Regions from separate parts of the Homo sapiens genome. Here region 2 is linked to region 1. A link is an interaction called in ENCODE POLR2A ChIA-PET data of the cell type or tissue named here. Cell type or tissue: MCF 10A. All regions are shown on one strand. Each heading gives the region's core, and the rest is flanking DNA. Links, peaks and the distances in the headings are about the cores only.

The links. ChIA-PET counts read pairs that join two places held together with the same protein. Peaks named below come from ENCODE experiments on the same cell type or tissue, not always from the same donor. Only the 100,000 strongest peaks of a DNase experiment are listed, where the experiment ranks them.
Region 2: POLR2A ChIA-PET joins it to region 1 with 5 read pairs; 1 of 35 experiments calls an interaction of 5 or more read pairs at or near these places.

Annotation. Positions count from the first base shown.
Region 1 is chr1:155,938,658-155,943,979 of GRCh38, forward strand. It overlaps RXFP4 (relaxin family peptide/INSL5 receptor 4), which reads left to right and starts at 2,981. Exons shown (of 1, transcript NM_181885.3): 1 at 2,981-4,430. The coding sequence starts at 3,053. The coding sequence ends at 4,177. RefSeq lists a silencer at 2,421-2,715 and an enhancer at 3,035-3,534. In MCF 10A, for the core only: no CTCF peak of the experiment used is centred there; DNase peaks (open chromatin) are centred at 2,254 and 2,904.
Region 2 is chr1:154,788,638-154,794,008 of GRCh38, forward strand. All of the region lies in intron 2 of KCNN3 (potassium calcium-activated channel subfamily N member 3), which reads right to left. Among named protein-coding and RNA genes, the nearest start is that of KCNN3, 79 kb to the right of the region's middle. RefSeq lists an enhancer at 2,828-3,137. In MCF 10A, for the core only: no CTCF peak of the experiment used is centred there; a DNase peak (open chromatin) is centred at 3,254.

The DNA of each region.
Region 1 (5,322 bases), core at 1-5,000:
TATCAAAAAGAATAATGGAGCAGCTATTCAAAAAGAATAATGGAGCAGCTATTCAAAAAGAATTAGAGTGTATAGCCCCATTTCTAGCCCCTATGAGGCCTGGCTATACTTTGTGCCATGTGCTTGGATTGCCATGAGGTTACCCAGTGTTTTTTTGTTTTTTGTGGGTTTTTTTTTTTTTTTGAGACGGGGGTCTCACTCTGTCACCCAGGCTGGAGTGCGGTGGCATGATCACAGCTCACTCCAGCTTTGACCTCCCAGTCTCAGGTGATCCTCCCACATCACAGGTGCCCGCCACCACGCCCAGCTAATTTTTTGTTGTTGTTGTTTTGTATTTTTAGTAGAGTAGCTGGAACCAAGTAGCTGGAACCACAGGCATGAACCACCATGCCTGGCTAATTTTTTGTTATCTTTTGTAGAGATGGGGTTTTGCCATGTTGCCCAGACTGGTCTTGAATTACTGGGCTCAAGCAATCCATTCGCCTCAGCCTCCCAAAGTGTCACCATGACCAGCTGATTTTTTTTTTTTTTTTTTTTTGAGACGGAGTCTCACTCTGTCGCCCAGGCTGGAGTGCAGTGGCACGATCTCGGCTCACTGCAAGCTCCACCTCCCGGGTTCATACCATTCTCCTGCCTCAGCCTCCCGAGTAGCTGGGACTACAGGCACCTGCCACCACACCCGGCTAATTTTTGTATTTTTTTTTTTTAGAGATGGGGTTTCACCATGTTAGCCAGGATGGTCTCGATCTCCTGACATGCCTGTAATCCCAGCACTTTGGGAGGCCAAGGCAGGAGGATCACCTGAGGTCATTTCAAGAATATTTTTGATGCTAGGCGTGGTGGCTTATGGCTGTAATCCCAGCACTTTGGGAGGGTGAGGTGAGAGGGTTGCTTGAGCCCAGGAGTTCAAGACAATCCTGGGCAACATAGGGATACCCCATCTCTCCTAAAAATACAAAAATTAGCCTGTGTGGTAGCACATTCCTGTGGCTGAGGTAGGAGGATCACCTGAGCCTGGGGAGGTCGAGGCACTGAGCCAAGATTGTGCCACTGCACTCCAGCCTGGGTGACAGAGTGAGACCTCTTCTCAACCAAAAAAAAAAGAAAAAAAGAAAAAAAATTTTTTTTTTTTTTTGAGATGGAGTCTCGCTCTGTCGCCCAGGCTGGAGTGCAGTGGTGTGATCTCAGCTCACCAAAATCTCTGCCTCCCGGGTTCAAGTGATTCTCCTGCCTCAGCCTCCCGAGTAGCTGTGATTACAGGCACTCGCCACCACGCGCCACTAATTTTGTATTTTTAGTAGAGACGGGCTTTCCCCATGTTGGTCAGGCTGGTCTTGAACTCCCGACCTCAGGTGATTCGCTCACCTCGGCCTCCCAAAGTGCTGGGATTACAGGCATGAGCCACCTCGTCTGGCCAAGCAGTTATCTTAATTGCCAGATTAGCAGGGTGATTCTGGGTGGGCAGAGGAGTAGACATGGCCCCGAGAGACAGTGATGACACAGTCACACAGGAGCAGCCATGAGGCCAGAAGGTAGCCTGTGGGGCTCACCTGACCTTGGGCTGGGCACTCCCCTTCTGCCACCCCCTTTATACTCATCCCTGGTTCGAAAGCCCCAACATGTTGGCACCCAGCCTGTATCACTCTCACCTCTGGGTTTCTCCTATGTGTTCACAAGCCCACTGCTGATTTATTGTCGCAAAGGGCCCCTCTCTTCCCTCAGCACTCCAAAGGAACTGAACATCGAACGTTATCTTAATTAGCTGGCAGAGGGCAAGAAGGGGCTGAATATATTGGAATCCTTGAGAAAGCCTTACTCTTTTACCTATCCACCTCCTGCCTTCTCTTTGTCCCCACCTCAGCTCCTTCTGCAGTAGGTAGAGATGTAGGCAATGAAAGGGGAGGGCCCAATGAAGCATTTTTTTTTTCCAGTTATGATTGAGATCATGGGGAGACAGGATGAGGTGTGGTGAGGGCGTATCTCAGGATCCTTAGCTCTGACATGGGGTTTGCAGGAGAGAGTAGGGGGACCGCTGAGCTCTGTCCACAGACTAGAGCAGGAAAGGGGGGAAAGGCGGCGATAGAGGTTAGCAGGAATGTTTAATTATCAGGAGCAGGAACAGAACTGAGGGCATGCCCAGGTCCACACAGGCCCTCATAGGCCCAGTGTTCCCAGTGGGGAGGAAACAGGAAGCTGTGACTTCCTCTCTCTTTTCCCTCCCTGCTCTTAGCCTCAAGGTCACTGCTGCTGAGATGAATTCCAACCTGTTTTAGTTGGCACTGTTCCCTGGGCATGGTAATAGCCTCTCAGTACCCTTCTGCCACAAACACCCCAAACTTCTCCTTTGAAATAATATTCATACAAATTGCTATTTCACATGTGTTCTCTCATTGCATCATGCCACTCCTGTGAAGCAGACTTACCTGAAAATTTTAAGCAAGAAAACAGGCTTAGGGGAGTAAAGTAACTCTCCCAGTCACACGGCTAGTGAGCAGCAGGTCTGGGACTCCGCAGCCTCCGCTCTTTCCTCTCTTGGACACCCATGCTGATTCCCTGCCTCTATGCCACCTCCCAGGCCCCTTGCTTTGGGCCCCAAGGGAACACTTTCTGCAGAGGAGGGAGGCCTCTGCACTGTTAGGAACAGAGGCAGCTCTAGTTTGGTTCCTGTCATCTCTGGGACAGGGAACCTCCAGCTCTCTCCCTGGGGTGGAGGCTTGGGGCTGCCCTCCATAGCGGGGTAACTCTCCCTTCTCCCCTCCCTCTCTGCCATTTAGAGCCCCTCTTACAGGCGGGCGCATGCACATATACCCTGGCATTCAGGCTGTGCCTCGCCCTGCCCCACCTACCACCAATCTTGACCAACAGGAAGGTGGTGGGTTGTCCTTTCCACACCCCTCCCTCTGAGGTGTGGGCGTGGGCCAGGGCTCACCAGAGGCCCCAGAGAAGCACTTAATTCTACAGCCTCCTTCCTAGAGCCTTCAGTGGCCTCTGCCAGTCTGGCAGACACTTGCAGACCTCTCTTCTCAGCACCACCAATCTCTGATGCCCTGCGATGCCCACACTCAATACTTCTGCCTCTCCACCCACATTCTTCTGGGCCAATGCCTCCGGAGGCAGTGTGCTGAGTGCTGATGATGCTCCGATGCCTGTCAAATTCCTAGCCCTGAGGCTCATGGTTGCCCTGGCCTATGGGCTTGTGGGGGCCATTGGCTTGCTGGGAAATTTGGCGGTGCTGTGGGTACTGAGTAACTGTGCCCGGAGAGCCCCTGGCCCACCTTCAGACACCTTCGTCTTCAACCTGGCTCTGGCGGACCTGGGACTGGCACTCACTCTCCCCTTTTGGGCAGCCGAGTCGGCACTGGACTTTCACTGGCCCTTCGGAGGTGCCCTCTGCAAGATGGTTCTGACGGCCACTGTCCTCAACGTCTATGCCAGCATCTTCCTCATCACAGCGCTGAGCGTTGCTCGCTACTGGGTGGTGGCCATGGCTGCGGGGCCAGGCACCCACCTCTCACTCTTCTGGGCCCGAATAGCCACCCTGGCAGTGTGGGCGGCGGCTGCCCTGGTGACGGTGCCCACAGCTGTCTTCGGGGTGGAGGGTGAGGTGTGTGGTGTGCGCCTTTGCCTGCTGCGTTTCCCCAGCAGGTACTGGCTGGGGGCCTACCAGCTGCAGAGGGTGGTGCTGGCTTTCATGGTGCCCTTGGGCGTCATCACCACCAGCTACCTGCTGCTGCTGGCCTTCCTGCAGCGGCGGCAACGGCGGCGGCAGGACAGCAGGGTCGTGGCCCGCTCTGTCCGCATCCTGGTGGCTTCCTTCTTCCTCTGCTGGTTTCCCAACCATGTGGTCACTCTCTGGGGTGTCCTGGTGAAGTTTGACCTGGTGCCCTGGAACAGTACTTTCTATACTATCCAGACGTATGTCTTCCCTGTCACTACTTGCTTGGCACACAGCAATAGCTGCCTCAACCCTGTGCTGTACTGTCTCCTGAGGCGGGAGCCCCGGCAGGCTCTGGCAGGCACCTTCAGGGATCTGCGGTTGAGGCTGTGGCCCCAGGGCGGAGGCTGGGTGCAACAGGTGGCCCTAAAGCAGGTAGGCAGGCGGTGGGTCGCAAGCAACCCCCGGGAGAGCCGCCCTTCTACCCTGCTCACCAACCTGGACAGAGGGACACCCGGGTGAAGGGCGCAAGCTGAACACACTCCTCTTTCTGAGATCCACCAAGTGTAGGATCCTTGAGTCCTGGGGAGAAGCTGCCCTCTCTGCCAGGCTGCAGTGCCCTCAGGGAAAAGTCTGATCTTTGATCCCCAACTCTGGGTGTGGTGAATGGGGGAGGCGGGGGCTCAGATCAGAGCTGGATGTGACAAAGCTTAAGTCTTTATTTGGAGATGGGAAAGAAGAGGATCTGAGAATAAACCTCTGGATTATCCACAAATTGTCTTGACCTTTTATCCCAGTTCCACCTCCAGTTCAGTATGGAACAAAAGGATTCGTTGCTCCATTTCTGCTTTCTGCAAGAATACCTAGGAAAACTTCCCTAAGGGTTCTAGGCTAATGAATCAGAGGTCAGTGCCCATCTCTCTCTGTACCCACCCCCCACCTCAAAACAGGGTATCCCTTGTCTTTCTCCGGTATCAAGGCCAAAAATGCCAGCTTCCCCTGTCCTCACCTTACCATCTCAGTGGTGACCACTGAAACTTGCTGCCTGCAGAGGCCTCAGCTGCAAAAGCTGTAGTTCCCTTGAAGGGATGCCAGGTGTGGGGTATTGCTGGAATTTCCAGCACCTGCCAGGCCCTGGGTGTAAAACCCTGGTGCTGACGGGAGTGCCTGTGTGTCTCCCTTTAAATCAGGATTTGAAAGAAGTGAAGATAATGACAAGTCAAAGACATGGGTGGGGTGAAGGGAGGTGAGCGATTAAAGAGGGGAGGGGGCTGGGAGAACAGGCTGCAGGTAGAGCCAGAAAAGCAGAGACCTCAGAAAGTGGTGCTAGTCCTCCCTGCCCCAAATGCAAAGCCCAGAGTATCAATTTGAGTGTCAGAGCACCTGGATTCACAGCTTTACCTCCAGCAAATTACTTTACCTCTTTGTACCTCACTGTTCTCAACTGTAAAATGGGCTACTAAAGATTTAACAGTGAAATATACTGTTAGCTATTATTCTTGTTTGTTTGTTTGTTTGTTTGAGACAGAGTCTCGTTCTGTCGCCCAGGCTGGAGTGCAGTGGTGTGATCTCAGCTCACTGCAACCTCCGCTTCCCGGGTTCAAGCGATTCTCCTGCCTCAGCCTCCCGAGTAGCTGGGACTACAGGCTCCCGCTACCATGCCTGGC
Region 2 (5,371 bases), core at 270-5,269, 1.1 Mb before region 1:
TCCTGAACTGACTCCACGGAGCACAGCCCACGCCGCCAAACCCGTCAGCATCCACTCGCATCACCCCACAGCCTCCTGTGAGCCAGCCACCTTCACGTGCTTTTTAGTTATTTTATTTAACAAATACTTAACACAGCGTTTACTAGGTTCCGGGTGCTAGTCTCAATGACTTACACATACTAGCTTCTTTACTCCTCATAGCAGCCCTTTTGTGGTGGGCCTTATTATTGAAAGATGAGGAAACTGAGGCATGAAGAGATTAAGTGACATGCCCAAGGTCACACAGCTGGTAAGTGGTTTACTCAGACCCAGGCAGTCTGGCCCCAGAGTCCACGTACACTCATTTCTTATTGCTGCTGTAACACATTACTTAAAACAACACAGATTTATTATATTACAGCTCCGGAGGCCAGATGTGTGGAATCAGTTTCACTAGACTAACGTGGAGGTTGTCCGCAGGGCTGGCTCCTTCCCGAAGATCAGGCGGGGGAATCCGTTTCCTTGCTTTTCCAGCTTCCAGAGAGGGCCTGCCTTCCCTGCCTCGTAGCCTCTTCTCCCACCACTCCAGCCTCCTGCTTCACCATCACTCGTCCTGCTTCCTCTTCGGTAGCTTCCTCTGCCTCCCTTTTCACAAAGACACTTGTGATTACGTTTAGATCCCACCTGGATAACCCAGGATACTCTCCTCCATCTCAAGATCCTTCATTTAACCACATCCTGCAAAGTCCCTTTTGCCAGGATATCCAGGGATTAGGAGCTGGATATTTTGGCAGGGTGGTGGTCGGTGGGGCAGGGGGGGGCATTATGATTCAGCCTACCACATTATGCTTTTGACCATTGTGCTAAATCTAGTTTAATCTTCCTAACAATCCTAGGAAGACGTTGTCATTATTTCTATTTTACAGATTTGAAGACTAGGGCTCCAAGACGTCAGCTGAACTGCCAAGTGTCACCCAGGTAGTAAATGGCACAGCTGGGACAGGAACCAAGAAGTGAATGACTTGCTCCTTCACACCTGCCCTGCCATCGGAGAGGCGGCACTCAGGACAGGCAGGGCCTTGGGGGATTCCGAAGGAGGTGCTGCTTTTGTTACTCTCTAGACTGAGCCCTCCTGACATCCTAAGCCCACTGAAAACCTGATGCGAGCTATGAATTTGCTTTCCCTAGAACAAGAAGCATTTACAGAAACACACCATGTATTGCAGCTAGTTTCTGGGAGTTCACGGGCCCCAGGTTAGGAATGCTTGCTTTTTTTGTTTGTTTGTTTGTTTGTTTGTTTGTTTTGAGAGACAGAGTCTCGCTCTGTCGCCCAGGCTGGAGGAGTGCAGTGGTGCGATCTTGGCTCACTGCAACCTCTGCCTCCTGGGTTCAAGCAATTCTCCTGCCTCAGCTTCCCAAGTGGCTGGGACTACAGGCATGCACTACAATGCCCAGCTAATTTTTTGCATTTTTTAGTAGAGAAATGAGGATTCGCTACATATATGGCAACATATATGTTGGCCAGGCTGGTCTCGAACTCCTGATCTCAGGTGATCTGCCCGCCTCGGCCTCCCAAAGTGCTGGGATTACAGGCGTGAGCCACCATGCCCAGCCAAGAACACTTGCTTTTAAAAGCAGAGTATCAAAGGGATGTTTGCACACCCATGTTCATTGCAGCATTACAGATACTCCTTAACTTATGATGGGTCACGTCCTGATGAGCCCGTTGTAAATTGAAAATATTGTAAGTAGAAAATGCATTTAATACACCTAACCTACCGAATGTCACAGCTTAACCTAGCCTGCCTTGTGTGCTCAGAACACTTACATTAGCCTACATTTGAGCAAAATCATCTATCACAAAGCCTATTTTATAATAAAGCATTGAATATCTCATGTGATTTACTGAACACTGTAAACGGTAGAGTACTGTATCAGTTGCTGACCCTCGTGATCACAGGGCTGACCGGGGCTCTCTGCCGCTGCCCAACATCACAAGAGAATATCATGCCGCATACCACTAGCCCAGGAAAAGATCAAAATTCAAAATTCAAAGTACAGTTCCTGCTGAATGTGTGTTGCTTTCACACCATCATAAAGTCGACAAATCTTAAGTCAAATCATCGTTAAATCTGGGACTATCTCTCTCTGTAGGATTCGGTACTATCTGCAGTTTTAGACATCCACCAGGGATCTTGGAACACATCCCCCATGTATATACTGTACAGAATTTCAGGTTTGCAGGAGACAAGAGTTCTGGAGATTGTTTGCACATCAATATGAGTAAACATAACATCACTGAACTATATACTTAAAAATGGTTAGGATGAGGCCAAGTGTGGTGGCTCACGCCTGTAATCCCAGCACTTTGGGAGGCCGAGGTGAGTGGATCACCTGAGGTCAGGAGTTCGAGACCAGCCTGGCCAACATGGTAAAACCCCATCTCTACTAAAAATACAAAAATTAGCTGGGCATGGTGGTGCATGTCTGTAATCCCAGCTACTAGGGAGGCTGAGGCAGGAGAATCACTTGAACCTGGGAGGCAGAGGTTGCAGCGAGTCAAGATCGCACCACCGCACTCCAGCCTGGGTGACAGAGTGAGACTCCATCTCAAAAAAAAAAAAAAAAAACAAGTTAGGATGGTATTTTATATTACGTGTATCATACCACTTTTTTTTTTTTTTTCTCAAAAAGACTGCTCTAAACTGAGAGCTCTTGCAGAGCAAAGACCACATCAGGTACATTCTTGCGGCTGGTGCTGGGGAGGAGCTCAACAGATGTCTGCCCGCGACAGCTCAGCAGGTGGGATGGGTGATCGGCTGCCTCCCGCTGGCTGTGGCTAACACTTCTAGAAGCCCTGCACACCGGAGAGTAAGCAACCAGCCCAAGCCTGGCTAAAACCAAAAACAATAAAAAGCCTCGAGAACTGAGAATGTGGAGGAGGAAGACAGGACAAAAATAAATCCAGTCACTGCTGTGGTCAAGAAGAGGTGGCTTTCACCCATTCCTCAAAGGAACCTCGAAAGGGAACGAAAGGCCCCGATGTTAATTTTAGAAATAGCTTGAAGCCCTGTCCAACTTGAGAGTGACTCTGTGCCTCTTCCACAGCTTAAAGTACCTGGACTTTTTGACAGTTGTGCTCCTCTGCTGCCAAATGAATGGGGGTTGTAATCCACTTGAGGATCTTTTAAACTTCACTGCTGTTTGTATGAATTTGGAAGGAAAAACCAAACCTCCTCTGAGAGCTGACTCACGTCCCTTTGGGCATTGTGCCAGGCCCTCAGAAATCACCTCATCTGCCAACCCATCTATAATACCCTGTCTGTAAAAGCATCCTTCTGCTTCCACTGGCCAGGAAGATCGCAAAGGAAACCATGTAATTGCAAGAAAAGCCAAGTCAGAGAGGCAGGTGACACGTGTTTTATGACCAATGAGGGGCAAAGCCATAGAAAGTTCAGAACTGAGAGTGGGTGGGAGCATAAATCCTGTTGCCATTGTGGTAAAAATGGGTGGCACTCACTGTGGGAACCTTGAAAGGGAACAGAGTGCCACGATGCTGCTTTGCAGAGGGTCAGGTGGTCACACAGCATCCTGGGGTGGTTTATTCCCTCCGGGTCTCCCCCGTCTGCCATGTTCCAACAACCATCCCAGATCCTCCTCCCTCTAATTGGGATCATATTAAATAGCCTTTCCACCAGTGACAGAAGGAGGTGGGCTCTTAGTGGAGCCCACTCTGTAAATATAGAGTAACAACAGGAATCAGAATGTTCCACTGGAAACAGGTGGGACTTGTCCTCCCCATACAGACTATAGAAGATGTTTACAGGACTTTCTGCAACCATCCTCATCAAGTATAATCCCAGAAAAGTAACAGCAAGCTGATGGGTTTATTCAGGTAATATCCAGGAGACATATTTCTCTTTAAAAGGAAAAGGAATTTGCATGTTTTGTTATGGCCATCCCTTATTCCAGTTTAACTGGTCCCTAAGAGGCTCTAACTACAGCAAGAGGGATTTTGGTTAGAGAGATTGTCAAACCTTGAAGAAGGGTAGAGACGGAAAGAGAGAGAATTTGAGGGAAGATTCCTCCCAGGGAAATGTTTTCAAAATGAAATCTGGACCTATTCATGTGGGAGAGAATGCCCACCCCAGAAGCAGGGGATTGACCTATATGGGCTCCGAAGTTCTTTTCATGCTGTTTCCATTGAGCTGCCTTCCCTTGCCTGTGATGCAGGCAGAAGTTTGATTTTTTTTCTATCCCTGAAGGTGTTGGCAAAACAGAAAGTTTCTCTCCTTCAGCCAGGTCTCAGGCAACTTCTAGTGTGTATTTCCCCACCCTTTTCATTTCCCAGCCAGAGAAAGGGGAGTTCCTTTAGTTGTGGTCCTCGGTTCTGTACCAAGAGCAGGAAGCTCCTAACCCCAAACCATCGCACTCAGGAATATTCTCACCACAAACACCTAGAAGCCAATCTTTCCACTCCAAATGGAGATGGACAGGTCAATCAGAAAGAACGGGCTATTGAAAAGCTGTAATAAATCATGTGCCAAGTGAGGTGTCAGACATGCAAACCAGGGAATACAAAGTCAGAGAGTTGTAAATGAAGTAGTGGGTTGAAGAGCTAGCAGTGGCCTGGTTCTCTCTGCCCACAGCAAAGGCCCAGAGCCAGCTTGTGCACCACCCCTCCTCTTGGCCAGGAAGGTACCCAAATGTCTGTTCCTTGGTAAGAGGCTGACCCTGAAAAGTTTACACCTGGAGTTTCATCCCTGTATCTTAAAGCAAATGGGGTGATGGGGAGGGATGTCGGGGGCATGGGAGGGTGGCAGACCCCAATGCAGCCTAGAGACAAAGCCACCAGGCTTGGGAATTAACAGACTCCATTTAAAAGTTATAAACCACCTAAAAGGATTACCATTAATGACAGTGATTAATGCAAACTGCAAAGTAGCAATAAATCATTAATTATACTTTCAATTTTTAAAAACTCCAACAAATCAATATTAAATCTTACAGAACTTATTCACTATGCTGGGGACTGTTACCCAACTGTTGTGGGGGGAAAGGCAGAAATAGAACACAAAAAGCCTGCAGTGAAATACCTCTAAGAATGGCTGGAGTAGTTAACTTAGCTTGACTTGACCTCGTTAACGTAGTTGACTAAGCTGACTTAGTCAAGGAATACTAAAGACCTGCAGTTGGAAACCCGACCTGCCCCAGATCTCCAAAGTCAGTGTGGAGGCGGATTCATTCCAGGGTTTGCACATAATCTGGGTGGGAGAGCATCCGTCATTCCATCACACTGGATCCTTTCCCCCATGCATGCCTTTGTTCCTCACTGATGCATCCAGCCCTCGAATGTGCACAGCACTGTCCCAGGGCTAGAGGTTCTGCCTGG